Linked DNA regions of Homo sapiens: region 2 is linked to region 1. Evidence: read pairs that join two places in POLR2A ChIA-PET (ENCODE). Cell type or tissue: PC-3. All regions are shown on one strand. Region 1 overlaps METTL15 (methyltransferase 15, mitochondrial 12S rRNA N4-cytidine). Region 2 overlaps METTL15 (methyltransferase 15, mitochondrial 12S rRNA N4-cytidine).

The links. Peaks named below come from ENCODE experiments on the same cell type or tissue, not always from the same donor. Only the 100,000 strongest peaks of a DNase experiment are listed, where the experiment ranks them.
Region 2: POLR2A ChIA-PET joins it to region 1 with 16 read pairs; 2 of 35 experiments call an interaction of 5 or more read pairs at or near these places.

The regions. Positions count from the first base shown.
Region 1 is chr11:28,111,931-28,114,430 of GRCh38, reverse strand. METTL15 (methyltransferase 15, mitochondrial 12S rRNA N4-cytidine) reads right to left here. Exons shown (of 7, transcript NM_001113528.2): 3 at 827-1,113. The coding sequence starts at 1,096. Among named protein-coding and RNA genes, the nearest start is that of METTL15, 4.8 kb to the right of the region's middle. In PC-3, no CTCF peak of the experiment used is centred here; no DNase peak of the experiment used is centred here.
Region 2 is chr11:28,175,319-28,177,818 of GRCh38, reverse strand. The region is part of intron 3 of METTL15 (methyltransferase 15, mitochondrial 12S rRNA N4-cytidine); the gene reads right to left. Among named protein-coding and RNA genes, the nearest start is that of METTL15, 68 kb to the right of the region's middle. In PC-3, no CTCF peak of the experiment used is centred here; a DNase peak (open chromatin) is centred at 1,388.

The sequences.
Region 1 (2,500 bases):
GTAGCATTATTCACAATAGCCACAAAGCAGAAACAATATAAATGCTCATCATTTGGTTAACGGATAAACAAAATGTGGCATATCCATACAATGCAATGATTCAGCAATAAAAAAGAACCAAGTACAGATACATGCAACACCATGGAAGAACCCTGAAAACATGCTGAGTAAAAGAAGGCAGATAAAAAATGCCACATATCTATGAATCCATTTAAATGAAATGTCTGGAATAAGCAAATTCATAGAGACAAAAAAAATAGCTTAGTGGTTGTCAGGGGCTGGGGGAAGGATGTCAATGGCGAGTGAATACTAATGGGAATGGGGTTTCATACTGGGATGACAAACACATTCCTCAATTAAACAGTGGTCATAAGCTTATCAATACAAATTCTCCTCAACTTACAAGGGGGTTATGTCCTGACAAACCCTTCATTAGTTGAAAACACCATGTGTCAAAAATGCATTTAAGTACTTAACCTACCGAACATCATAGCTTAGTCTAACCTACCTTAAACATGCTCAGAACACTTACGTTACCCTACAGTTAGGCAAAATCAGCTAACACAGAGCCTATTTTATAATCAAGTTATTGACTATCTCATGTAACTTATATGAATATTGTCCTGAAAGTTAAAAAAAGCATGGTTGTATGGCACTGAAAAGTACAATTTCTACTGAATGTGTATCACTTTCGCATCAACCATCAAAAGTTGGGATTCATCTGTATACTAAAGGCCACTGAATTGTATACCTTAAAATAATGAATATTACAATAAGTGAATTTTATCTCAACAAAAACTTGCTAAAAAATAAAAATTCAACTCACCTGTCCTTTTTGTGGTGACAAACAATGAACAACTTCATCCACCATTACTGGAATATGTAATTTAGCCATAGTTTCAAAATCTCTATCTTGAGATCTGTGTAACTCCTGGGCTTGAGTTTGATCTGTTTGCTCCCGGGCTTCATATTCTCTATATTTTTCTGCTGTAGTATGTATTCTGTTTGGCCAGACACCTAAATTAGGTATGCCAGATTCCAACCAACATGAAAGGCATTCTTTATACATTCTACAAAAATATGGATACCGAAGCATTTTGTAGGTAAACAAATCTAGAAAAAAAAATTAAAATATGATTGTTGGATTTTTTTAAAAGAATGTTCTAATACTTGGGGAAAATCAAATTAATATGCAATATTTAGCACATCAAAAAAAAGTTAAGACTCATGATCCTAACATCTTAAACAAGTAAAGGTGACAAACCCTTCTTATATATACAAAGCAAGGAACCTAAGAGGACCCAGAGACGTAATTTAAACATAATTTAAATACAATTTTTAATGTAGCCTAATACATTCTAATATCATTAACATTTTAACCATTAGGGATATGAAAATTGATTATTAGGTCAACATTTTTATGAAACATACTTTTTTGAATTTTAATTAAGGCTAAAAAGTAGATTCAATGAATTAAAACTGTTTATTTGAAAAGTAATCAGGATGACTGAACGGATTAAAAGTATTACATTTTAGATTCAGATGGTCTTCTATTTCAAGCTCTTGTATTTGTTTTTCTCACAATGCTAAATTCTCATCTTCAGAGACTATCCCTGGGAAAAGACTACGCATGCACATCCAAAAAATAAAAAAGATAATCAGTCTATCAGTCCGATTCTCTGACGAGATCATCTCCCTGTACCCTGTATCAGTGGAGTGTATATCAGTTTAAACTATGACTGTATAAACACTCAACTGAGCACACTTCGGTATTTCATGTCTACCTTTAATTATCTGTCCCCGGCACCCAAAAAACAAATAATTGATATATTCCTTGGATTTACCATAGGTGCTCCATTTTCTTCAGCAATCCATAACTCTTTAAAATGCAGAAGAAAAAAAGGATTTATGTACATATATTAACAGGAGACCTTTTGAAAACACCATGCATTTTATACCCAGCTGGTTTCAAGCAAAGTTTTTGATACTACCACAGTAAACACCGCTTGATACTACCCAGTTAACACTATTCTTTCCTTACAGGTTATTAGTTATTTAAGAATATGACCCACACCTTCGTATACACAAAATAAGATGCACATCAGTGCTTAATAAATGTTTTCTGAAGAAAATGAATGAATGGATTAATTCCAGACTCCACAGAATTAGCATTGTTATCAATCCTCACTTTGGGAAATTTCCCCTGCATGACTGACCCCACCAAAAACCATATGTTCTCAAAATACTACAAGAAGCATAAATCCCACTTAAATATGTCTGTCTTTCCTTTTGCAATAAAAAAAATTAAAAACGTTGAAAAGCTGATCACACGTAATAAAACACAAAGAAATACAAATATGATGTAACATCAACAAGATGTTACCTTGAGGATAATATGTTAACTTCACCAAAGCTATAATCTGCAGAATTGTGTGGCAAATGTGACATTGAAAAAATGTCGGTGGGGGGGGGAATGAGTGATCTAAGTAGATTTTTGGTT
Region 2 (2,500 bases), 63 kb before region 1:
CCTCTCTTCAGGATTTCACATTAAATGCTCCTGCTAAGGACCCAAAAAAACTCTAGCAGATCTAATTTCCAATAGACTCCAACGCTTTCATTATATCAGATGAGGAAACCAACGCCAAAAGAATCATGAAAATTAATAAATTAAATGTAGAAAACATTCAACATCAAATACTTTCCTAATTCGTTTCATCATGTAAGTAATATAACTTTCAAATCCCCAGAGTTCTATATTCTGATTTTCCCAAAAAATCACTTTTTCTTACCTAATCCATACAACTTAAATGTTGGGCCTACATTGCCATATTTCATATTAAATACAGCTTTTTACATGCATAGAAAACATTTTACTTGGAGTCTTCACACAACCTAAAACACTTGTCTCGAATGAAACATCTGCTTTGCCAGCAAATGTTTCAAATTTGAAGACATTTGTTTCAATCATCTTTGAAGAAACCAGCATTTTTCTTGATTTCAGGCCAAGTACTTTTTTTAAAAATCTAACTCTACTAAATCTTTTCAATTGGAAGCCTTATTCACTGATGGAAATCTGTATTCATAATAAAATGTCAGATGCTAATTCCTTCTTTACAAAACATATATTGCATTTTACTATTTTAACACAAAGTTTATGTATTTTCAAACTTCAAATATATATATTCTTTCACACACTGTCAGTGTTTATTTATAAAAGGACTTACCAAATATCTTAAATTAACAATGTGGAAGACCAAGAAATTACTACAATGGGAATTCAGCTTTTATTCATACAGAACTGTCCTTCTAGTGTATCCATCTAAGAATTATTATATTTATAAAAGAAAGGCAAAAAGTTTATCAACTTATGCCTTCTCAATTTTGAAAATATTATTGAAAAGTTTAGACTTTTGATGTCCATTATCCAGCTATTCCACTTTGACAAGAATAACAGGTAGTATTTATCAAGTGTGTATTTCTTGCCAGGCAGTTTTCTAAGTTGTTATTTCATATGGATGTTTCCTTTTTTACAAAAACCATACACAGTAATATCATAATTCCATTTTACATGTAAGGCAACTGAATCTCACAGAGCTAAGGTCAACTGCTAAAGGTCAGATAGATAATAACTGACAGGTTAGCCAAGTCCACTTGGCCACAAAGACCACACATAATACTGTCTCCTGAGACTGCATACCATATGATGCAATACTATACAATCAATAAAAATTAATAGTGTAAAGGAGTGAATGGTAATGATAAGAAATACTTATTAGGTACCACATGCTATTCTAAACATTTCCTAATATTAACTGATTTAACCCTTATTATACTCCTGTACTAATTTTATAGATGAGGAAACTGGTACACAGAGGAGTAGAGTAACATGCCCAAGGGCATAGCTAGTAAAAATCGTAAGGCAAGGATTCTGACTCAGACACTGTGGTTCCAGAGTCAGGCTTTTAATGACTGCATTAGAGAAAAAGACATTTAAAACTTTTGCTAAATATGACAAAATACAAATAGTATGATTGTAATTCTGTAAGAAAAGAAAAACTGTATAAACACAAGCAACACCTTGGAAAGATACAAGCCAAGAGATTAACAGTTTAACAGCAGGATTACAGGAGAAATTTTTTTGTCTTCCTCAAGTCTATCTATATTTTTTAAATTTTCTAAATATATTTCTTTTGAAATACAAAAATACAAATTTTTAATTTATTTTTAAAAATCTATGATTTCCTTCCACCACTGCCATTATTCCAGCCTTCATTACTTTTTATTCATTAACTGATCTTACGTTCAGTCTTCTTTCCTCTTTCTAAACTCCTTAGTAATATTAAATTGACCTCCCTACAGCAAAATTTACAACTTTGATTATAGTATCATCTCATCATCTAAAAAATTATATGCCTATACATATATATATATATATTTGCACATTTATTTTCTATCTCTTACACCAATATATGAGATTCTTGAGGGCACGAATTTGTCTTGTGCATGAAGAGCAGAGCAGAATTACAGTGATCAAAGAAAATGATAGTAGTGGCCAAGATTAGGGCAATGGCAGCAAAAAAGAGCTAAATATATTTTAGACAATTCTGGATATAAGTTCAACAGGGATTGGTGATTTAATAGGGGAAGAGTAAGAAGTTTGAAGGTGATACTCAGATTTTTGACTCTGGCAAATTATGTGCTCATACCATTTACTGAGATATGAGGAGATGCAGGTTTAAGAAAGTTAATAAGTCATTTGGGCAATTTTTAACTGATGCCTGTAAGAATTCATGTAAACTAGTTCAACCATTGTGGAAGTCAGTGTGGCGATTCCTCAGGGATCTAGAACTAGAAATACCATTTGACCCAGCAATCCCATTACTGGGTATATACCCTAAGGATTATAAATCATGCTGCTATAAAGACACATGCATACGTATGTTTATTACAGCACTATTCACAATAGCAAAGACTTGGAACCAACCCAAATGTCCAACAATGATAGACTGGATTAAGAAAATGTGGCA